Regions from separate parts of the Homo sapiens genome. Here region 2 is linked to region 1. A link is a contact called in ENCODE Hi-C or POLR2A ChIA-PET data. All regions are on one chromosome and are shown on one strand. Each heading gives the region's core, a stretch centred on a gene start or an enhancer-like site at or near the end of the contact. The rest is flanking DNA. Distances are from core to core; before and after follow the strand shown.

What was found. Hi-C counts contacts between places; a loop is a spot of excess contacts on that map. ChIA-PET counts read pairs that join two places held with the same protein, here RNA polymerase II (POLR2A). Pooled maps may share reads with other maps.
Region 2: a pooled map shows a loop between it and region 1 (2.8-fold over the local background). The contact joins the enhancer-like site here to the promoter of ZNF780B in region 1. A Hi-C loop is called at or near these places in 6 of 50 pooled maps. POLR2A ChIA-PET finds 5 or more read pairs at or near these places in 2 of 52 experiments (Panc1 and RWPE1).

Annotation. Positions count from the first base shown.
Region 1 is chr19:40,053,748-40,058,792 of GRCh38, reverse strand. ZNF780B (zinc finger protein 780B) reads left to right here and starts at 2,562. Exons shown (of 5, transcript NM_001005851.3): 1 at 2,562-2,604. RefSeq lists an enhancer at 2,573-2,702.
Region 2 is chr19:39,816,557-39,821,601 of GRCh38, reverse strand. No RefSeq gene overlaps it. Among named protein-coding and RNA genes, the nearest start is that of MIR6719, 11 kb to the left of the region's middle. Within about 2 kb of position 3,146, at least 3 of the 41 ENCODE cell types and tissues checked have a DNase peak (open chromatin) inside an H3K27ac peak, as active enhancers do.

The DNA.
Region 1 (5,045 bases), core at 1,313-3,812:
TTTAAGATTCTGTTGATTTGGCACAAAACAGTGATATCATCTATCCTTACTCCTATTCAGTATAGAAATTCAACAGAATTTCAGTTATCAGAACTTGCCAACATGAAGACAATGGGATTTAGTCCTACAAATTAAGGAAGAAACTGAATAAATAAAGTCATGAACTAACGTATTATATACAGGATTTAATTTTGAAATTCTTCAATTTTGCATAGGACTTTCTTCAGCTATGGCAGTAGTCTTTTGATGGTGCTCCCATTTCTAACTGGATACATTTACAATTTGTGTTAGAATGGAATGCAATTGAGAAGGTTTATGTTTCCGTAACACCTAAATTTGGCTTAACATTCAAAGGTATCATAAATTGAGCCAATTTGTTTGGCTTTAGGAATAATTTTTAAATAAATGTACCCTTCCTAGACTAAGTGGCAAAAAAAAAAGTAGAAATGTACTGTGAAGGCAAAATACATCAACTGCTAAAATATTTGCAATCTAATATTCCATATTCACAATACTCATGAGGATATTTTCCATTTCATTGGCTATATTCTAAGACTTCTGATTACCTTAGTATATGCAGAGTATATATCTCAATTTAAAAGGTATGGTGTTCAGAGAAGCGCCATTTGAAGGTAGCTATAATTTCAAGTTTATTAACCATAAAGTCCAGCATTGAGGATTACATACAATTTTATCAAAATTTAAAAATAATAGACTGTGTCAAAAAAAATCCTTAAAAATATGGTGATACTGGCTAAGAAATTGATTAAAGCATTGGAATATATACCAAAAATAATTATTCTGCTCTTTAATGCATAGTCAATATAGATAGCTTAAAATTTTTTCCTTACTACAAAAACATTATTTTGTTTTAATGCAAATATGTTATTGTTTACCCTTTAGGATATAACAGAAAATTATGACTCATAAAGGAAATTTTCAAACATTATATAATTTCAATTATCATAGTATTCATACATTTTCAAATTTTTACTACTTTGGACAATATATAGTGAGCTGTTATTGATTTCTAATTTAATTCCATTTTTGTCAAAAACATTCTTTGTATGACTTGAGTCCATTTACTCATTTATGGAGACTTGCTTTATGGCCCAGAATATGGTATACGCTGGAAAGTGTCTCCTGTCCACCTAAGATGAATTTTACTGTCTTTGAGAAGAGTGTTCCAGAAGTGTAAATGAGATCAAGCAGGTTGATATGTTGTTTAGATAATCTATACCCTGTTGCTTTTCTGCATTAGTTCTATCAATTACCAAGAGAGATATGTTGAAATATCTGATTATAATTGTGGATTTGTCTGTTACTTTATTGATCTAACAGGTTTTTACTCACATACTTAGAAGCTGTATTAAGAGCATAATTTAGGTTTGTTCTTTCCACTGGATGAACTGTATCCTTCATCATTATGATGATGTAACTTTCTTTATCCCTGATATAGTCTTTTTGGTGAAGTCACTTTGTTTTTAATATAGCCACTCCAGCTTTCTTTTGACTAGTGTTAGGATTTTATATATTTTTCCATCCTTTTACTTTTAACCTATTAGTGCTTTTATATTTTAAGTATTACCTGTAGGTAGCACGTATTTGGGTCTGACTTTTAAAAAAAAAATCCAACCTGACAACCTTCTTAAGTTAAGGTGTTAGACCAGTTACACTTAATGTGATCATTGATCCAATTAAGTTTGTTATCTTGCTATCTGTTTTCTGTCACAGTCGGGAATGAAAAGACATTTTGCTCTTCATTATTCCACGTTTCCGCTTTATATAGCATAGGAAACTACAAAAATCATTTTGAAAGTTCAATGTTGCTAGATTACAACAGTGAAATCAAGCTTTTCCTACGAAAAACAAACCCCCTTTGGCATTTATTTAGACTGTTTTAAGAAAATGTGTTAATTATTCATCCTTCAAGATAAGGCAAGTAATTCTCTGTGTACTTTTATCTGTTTCCATGCCGTCCTGAATCACGTTTTTCTCTCCAGATAACAGGAAGATTGTCTTGAAGAATCAAGTATATTTGATTCTGAAATCTCTCATGTAAACCACACTTCCTCTTCTAGTATAAAACCAACGATTCCTTTTCTTTCTTTCTTTCTTTTTTTTTTTTTTTTTGAGACGGAGTCTCTCCAACCATTTCTTTAGTTCAGGCTTTTCAAATTTATCCTAAGTCCCTTCAAATAGCACAAAGGGGAAGCCTATGCTCGGATCTGAGACGAAGAGGTCAAAGCAGCTACATTTTGACGTAATTTTACTTTAAATTCTTCTTTAAAAGTTCTGCTCATTTGCATTCTTTTGCATAGAGAGAAAAGGTAATTTACCCTGACGCACCGAAAACAGCAACGCTCCTCTCAGATGGGGATTCTCGCCCGTGGCCGCAACCTCTGCACCCCACGGTCTGGAACTCCCACAAATCCATTAGGCTCGGGTCCCTTAGGAGCCCCCAATGTATGCTGGGATCAACCTGAACAGACCATAGACCAAGACTTCTGAGGTTCTTTCTGCTCAGGACTGTATTTCCCAGAGGCCACCGCACCGGAATTAGCGGTTCCACTTCCTGTCTCCTGGGGTTGACGACCTAGCTGGGTAAGGTCTTCACGTCCTAGGAAGAAATCGGTGGCTGCGGGAGGTCTTCGTGGACTGGGACTCGAACCTGACCGACCCGGCAGTGCGGGTGGGCGAGAGCGAGGCGCTCAGAGGAGGAACCCGGGGCGCAGACGGAATCTGCCAGATCCTTAGGCGTGCGTGTGCGCGGGCATCAAAGGATGGGGATTGCGCGATCTTGAGTGACGGAGGGGACTGTGTGAGTGTGTGCGTGAGGCCCTGTGCACAGGACCGGGACGGCGTGTGGACGCAGTGCGTTTTGCTGGGGCTGTGTGAGTGTCACTGTGCCGGTGGTACTAGGCTCCTGCTGCTTCCTCCGTCTTTCCCCTTCAAAGCTGCAGAGGCTGCAGCAGAGGAATGAAAATGTCCCCAGTAGGGAGGTTAGATATTGAACCGAGAATGAAGCTTTGCACAAGAAGGCGCAGATCTGGACTCGGGGTGGGAATATGAGAGCTGGAAGTGCCTCTTGAGGGTCCCCCAGGAGGGCAGCTACATGTTGAGAACCCAGCGTCCCTCAGAGATCTGTCCCCAGGAACCAGCTTCGAACTCAGACCGATTCCTCCTCCTTTTATTTCCTTCTCATTTCGTACGAAGTGAGGGAAGTTGTGGCCATGGAGGGTGCTTTCAAACTTAGTCTGCGCTCCAAGAAAAGCCTGGAGTCTCACGCTTGCCGTATCCTTCTCCAGTCGTATTATTATCCAAAAGAAGGACCGAGAGGAGGATGAGAGCGTTATTGTTGCACACTTAAGTCAAGGGTGAGTTTGTGCTTTGTATTTGTTCAAGAAATGCGTTTTTGATTTTAGAATATAGAGGTTCCTGTAAATTTTTAGTGAATTTCAGGAGAATATGCAAATTGATTCTTGCCCCCTCCCATTGTGCCGCCTCCCAGCGAGCCGTTCCCCACCCCGCCCGCTCCCCACCTTGCCATTTAATATTCACAGAGCCATTTGGCAAATCGTTCACACCTTCCTGTACGCTCTCTTCTTCTAAGCTGGTATAAAAATAGTCCTCCAGAGGTTTATATTAAAGCTTTATTTTAGACTCTGCTTTGAAAAGAAGATTAGTTTGTGGAATCACACGCCAGGTTTCTGACTCTTTACAGGCCTCCTTTTCCAAGTAGGGAAGAATGGAGATGGTTGGGTGATTTCCATTCGTCTGTGAGGCTTTCAGGAATCGGAAAGTGATTGCACAGAAATTGGTATCAACCAGAGTCAGGATTTTTCGGGAGAGTCCATGAGATGATAATTGTAATACTTGCCAGATCTCTGTGAGATTCGGCAGTTCCGGTTGCATTTTGGGCTATTTGTGTGAACTGTGAGAGGCAGTACGCTGTTGCGGTTAAGAATAGGGGAGTGGATCCAGAGTATCTGGGTTGGAATGTTTGTTCTGTCCGTTTCTGGTCTTCTCAGGCTTGTAATGAACATTAGAATGAATTAATACTCTAAAACCTCTTAGAGCAGTGCTAGGCATATAATAATAAATGTTTAATGTTTTAGCTTTTGTTTTCGTGTGGTCATTTTAGGTCATTTCCCTTGACTTTCTATAGGACAGGAGCATTGGGAATATGTGATTCATTGTGATTGCTGCTTGCATAGTAAGAAAATGAGTGAGTTGCTCAAATGATCTAGGACAGAAGTTCTTTTTAAATTGACAGATAAAATTGTATGTATTTATCGTGTGCAACATGATGTTTTATAGTATATGTACATTGTGGAATGACTAAATCTAGCTAATTAGCAATGCATTACCTCACATAGTTATCATTTTTGTGGTGAGAACACTTAATATCCACTCTCTTAGCACTACAGAATAGTTATTAATAGTAGTTATTAATAGTAGATACGTTGTTGTGTAATAGATTTCTTGAGCTTATTTCTCTTATCTTCCTGAAATTTTATATCCTTTGACCAACATTTCCCCAGCCAACACCATCTTCCCTCCCTCACCCACATTACCCCCGACCTGTAAACACCATTCTCTTCTCTAATTCTATGATATCAAGTGTTTTCTTTTTTTGAGAGAGAGTGTCTTACTCTGTTGCCCAGGCTGGAGTGCAGTGGCGTGATCTCGGTTCACTGCAACCTCTGCCTCCCGGGTTCAAGTAATTCTCCTGCCCCAGCCTTCCGAGTAGCTGGGACTACAGGTGCATGCCACCACACCCAGCTTATTTTTGTATTTTTAGTAGAGACAGGGTTTTGCCATGTTGGCCAGGGTGGTCTCGAACTCTGGACCTTAGGTGATCCGCCTGCCTCGGCCTTCGCCTCCGCTTTCGAAAGTGCTGGGATTACAAGTGTGAGCCACCGCACCTGGCCTATATGAACATTTTTCAGATTCCACTGATGAGTGAGATCATCTGCCTTTCTGTGCTTGGCTTACTTAATATGAATTTCTCCAGGTTCATCCATGTTGTTGCGAATGACAGC
Region 2 (5,045 bases), core at 1,897-4,396, 240 kb after region 1:
AGCCACACATTCTTTGCTGTTTTTCCTATCAAGAGGTGGAGTCTCCTTCCTTCTCCTTATATCTGAGCTGGCCCTGAGATTTGTTTTGACCAATAGAATACAATGAAAGCAGGCTGGGTGCGGTGGCTCATGCCTGTAATCCCAGCACTTTGGGAGGCTGAGGCAGGTGAATCACTTGAGGAAAGGAGTTCGAGACCAGCCTGACCAACATGGAGAAACCCTATCTCTACTAAAAATACAAAAAAAAAAAAAAAAATAGCCAGGTGTGGTGCACTCCTGTAGTCCCACCTACTCTGGAGGCTGAGGCAGGAGAATCACTTGAACCCGGGAGGTGGAGGTTGCAGTGAACCAAGATCATACCACTGCACTCCAGCCTGGGTGACAGAGTGAGACTCTTTCTCAAAAAAAAAAAAAAAAAAATACAATGAAGATGATGCTGTACTAAATGGAGGCCTAGGCTTTAAGAGACCTGGCAGATTCTGCTTCTACTCTTGGAGCCCTGCCCTTTCTATAGATCTGCCCCAGCCCGCGGCTGTTCCAACTTTTAGCTGATGTGCAGGCGTGCAAGTGATGCCATCTTGGGATGGCCTAACTCCCATTCCAGTTGACACCATGTGGAGTAGGAATGAACCATCTCAAATCCCCTGACCCTTTGAGCCTTGTCCAAATTGCAGAATCATGAGCAAAGAAATGGTTGCTATTTTATGCCCCTGTGGCTTAGGATGCTTTGTTACACAGCAATAGCTAACTGAAACAAGCTAATATTTTTTTAAGATCTTACCATTTTATGTATTAGCTCATTTAATCCTCAGTCACCGTATGTGGTACTACTACTGTTCCCATTTTACAAACGAGGAAATGAAGGCACACAGAAGCTAATAAAGTACTAGTAAAGCGCCTGGCACAAAGCACTGAATATGTGATAGCTATTATTATCAGCATCATGTTCATCAGCATTACAATTTTCACAATTGTTGAAGAAGTGGCGGTCAGATGAATAAACACATTAGTAACCCACTTCCACTTCTTTTTCTTCTTCTTCTTCTTCTTTTTTTTTGTTTTTAAACAGGGCCTGACTCTGTCACCCTGGCTGGAGTCACTGCAGCCTAGACCTCTTGGGCTCAGGTGATCCTCCTGCCTCAGTCTCCTGAGTACTTGGGACCACAAGCATGCACCACCACACCTGGCTAATTTTTGTATTTTTTGTAGAGATGGGGTTTCACCATGTTTCCTAGAGTGCTCTCGAACTCCTGGGCTCAAGTGATCCACCAACCTTGGCCTCCCAAAGTGCTGAGATTACAGGCGTGAGCCACTGCGTCCAGCCAACCCACTTCTTAGTGATGTGATTTTAGCCATTTTCTTGGAAGGACTAGTAGAGAGATGGAAAGACATCGAGTCTTTGGTGATGTTGTTGAAGTGCTGGATCAGGCCTCACTTGGAGTGAGTTACCTCTAGACTTTCTCATTAGGGAATTCAACATATCTCTATCGTTTAAGCCAACTATATTGTTGAATTGAGTTTTCTATTACTTAGAATCAACAATATCCTAACTGATTCCAGGGTTTTCTTATTTGTTGAGTCATCAGATCTGGCTATTTACTACATGCCAAGCATTTTTAGGTGCTGGTATTATTAATAGTAGCAAACAAGACCCCCGAAAGCCCTGTCCTCCTGGAGCCTGCATTCCAGTGGGCAAGATGAATGCTAATATTAGTGAACAGAGCTGTAGAAGTTGAGGGTTGGAAGACTAGAGAGTGGGAAGAGGTGCTATTTTAGATAGAGGGGTTAAAGAAGACCTCTTTGAGAAAAACGTTAATGGACCTCACAGAAAGGGAGGACACCAGCTGGCTGTATGTATATTCTGGGAAGAAGGACATTCCAGGTAGAAAAAACCAGCAAATTCAAAGGCCCCGAGGCATGCTTGGTGTGCTGGAGGAGCAGAAAGGAGTGAACTGGACCTGACTGGACACAGTGGGAGGGAAGGAGACCAAGGCAAGGTCAGGTGGGACCGGGAGGCCATGGGAAGGACTTGAATTTGAAGCTGATGAGATGTGTGGCAGGGAGAGCATGGTGAGCTGAGGCGATGTGATCTACCACGGTAAGAGGGTTCCTCTGGCTCCCATGTGGCTACTAGGGTGGAAGCAGGATGCCAGTGAGGAGGCCACTGTGCAGTCCAGCTGAGATGATAGTGGCTTGGCCAGGGTGCTAACGGGGCGGTGGGGAGATGTGGTCAGATTTTGCATATAATTTGAAGGGAGAATCAGGTATGTAGGGTAAGAAAGAAGAGTCAAGGACCACACTATGGCGTTTAGTCTGCACAGAGGAAGGAGGGAGTGCCATTAACTGTATGGACAAGACTGAGAGAGAGTGTGGGCGTGTTTAGCCTCTGACTGGACCCACTGGCCAAACAGGAGCTTATACAAGACTGGCATTGAAGGGTGAGATCTGGGCTGGGAGTAGTTGGCATATTTATGGTATTAAAGCCCAGGATGGGATCACTAAGGGAGGGTGTATAGATGGAAGTGTGGGCTGAGAATGAGAGCAGGGAGGCCCGTGAGGAGGTTGCTGCAATAATCTAGGTGAGATGACAGTGGCCTGTACCAGGGCAGGGGCAGAATGAGTAGTCATTGGAGTCTGGGTGCATTTTGAAGGCAGAACTCACTGTGATTGGTTGTGGGTAGTGATGGAAAGAACCTGACAAGGGCTTCATGAGAACAGAATAGAAGCAGAAGTGAGACAGTGGTGTGACATTCCTCCTTTCCACTGGGCCCTGTGGTCTCTGCTTCTCTTTGCATTGGCTGCTTCCTGTTCTCAGGCAGCTGGGTTGGTCCTGGGTGGACTCTTGCCCCCACTCTATGTGATCTTCCAGCTCAGTTACCCGCAGCCCCTCAGTCTTCATTCCGAATTTCCCAGATAGGAATGGGATTTCCAGGGTCGGGTATCCAACCCTGCTCAACTCACTGGAGCTGGAGGGTTCCTATAGTGATGACTGTCTGCTCAGAAGGGCTGTGGACTGGGCAGGCCCCCCAAACATTCACAGTCACCATGTGTTTCTGACACTTGGTGTACAGGGCGGACATGTGGGTGGGCAGGTGTGGCAGGGGTTGGAGATGATTTGACCCTCTTTTGGCTGATGGGTGAGACAGACCATTTATATTGCCTCAGATGTGTCCTGGATTGAGCAAACAGGAAAGGGGATACCAGGAAGGTGGATCTGGCAGGCCTTGGGCTGTGAAGCGTTAAGGGTCAGTTGGGAGGATTCAGGCGCAGCTTCTGCCTGTTCATGGGTATTCCCAGAGGAGTCAGGGAGACACGCATTACTCTCAACTCAAGAGAGACACAGCAATGGCTGAGACACAGCAATGGCTGAGACAGCCTCCACCTTGCCCTCGCAAAGCTCACAGTCCAGTGGGGAAGACAACCCCAACGGCAGACAGTGACCAGGGCTGGGATGGGGAGGCAGAGGGGTTGGGGCCAGGATAGGGGAGCCACAGGGGGACTGTGGGAGCCAGAGGCAGCTCCTGACCCAGTCTGTGGTGTCAGGTGGGACTTCCTGGCGTGGGGAGCATGTAAGATGAGATCTGAAGGATGAGTCAAACAAAGCGTGCTTTGGAACTCCGCGGGGGACCACCTCGAGCCATATTGCAGAGGAGACTTAAAGTTTTGTGAACGTTTTAAAATTTAATAATTTTAGATTTACAGACAAGTTGCAAAGATGATACAGGGACTTCCCTATACCTACACCCAACTTCCACCTAGTGTTAGCATCTTACATAATTATTGTATATTTGTCAAAACTGAGAAATTAACATGGATTAATATTCTGTTAAACTCCAGACTTGAATCCTATTTCTCCTGTTTTTCCATTAATGTCCTTTTTCTGTTCCAGGATCCAATCCAGGATACCATGTTGCATTTGTTGGTCATTTCTCGTTGGCCTCCTCCAATCTGTGACAATTTCTCAGTCCTTCCTTGTTTTTCATGACCTTGACAGTTCTGAGGAGTACTGGTGAGATGTTTTTGTAGAATGGCCCTCAGTCTGAGGTTGTCTGACATTTTGCTCGTGGTTAGACTGGGATTTTAGGCTTTGGGAAGAATGCTCACTGAGGTGAGGTTAACCTGATCACTTCATGAAAGTGGTGTCTGCAGATTTCCCAACGATAATACCACTATTTTCCCTTTACTCATTTGTTAGAAGCAAGTCACTAAATCCAGCCCACACTCAGAGGAGAGCTAAGCCTGATTCCTGGAGGGAAATAGGGAGATACTTGGAGGCTGCACAAATATCCCATTTCTCCTTCAAGTTTACCCACACATTTTAGCATTCATCAGTGGACCCGGTCTGTAGCAGTTATTACCGTGATATTATAATGATGACTTTCTGTTTCCCTCATTTCTTTACATTTACTATTTAGAATTCCATATGGAAGATTTGTCCCTTCTATCATACTTCACTTATTTTATTTATACAATCATTAGTTTATTTCCGTGTGGACTCATGAATATTTATTAGTTGGGCATACCCCAACATTATTGTAATCAATTTTTTTTTTGCTCAAGTTGTTTTAGCCTTGGCCATCAGCGTTTATCTTTCAGGTTGGCTCCTGTGTTCTTTACTCTTTTTTTTTTCTCCAACACCTTCTTACTTTCTGGCACTGCAAGATATTCCAGGCTCATGTATTCTCCCTGCACCAGCCCTAGAATTAGCTCTTCCTCTAGAGTCACTGGTTCTTTTCATTGGAGAATGGTGTGTAAAAATAAGCATGAGTTCATACTGATACTCTGACACTAGTCTAGTACCAGAGGGTTCATTCTCACCATCCCCCCCTTGCTTTCTTTATAACTCCTTCCTCTGCCAGTGAGAAGCCTGGCTCAGTGGGCTCTTTTTGGTGCTCATCTTATTGGTCATCTTGGCAAAAATCGGCTGTGGTGACCCTGCCTGCCTTCTGTGAGCACACCCTCCCCTTAGTTTCTGTGAGTCTGCTATCCCCTGACATTTCCTCTACGTTTTGCTTCCTTGCGGGCTCCTCTGTTTTCACCAGTCT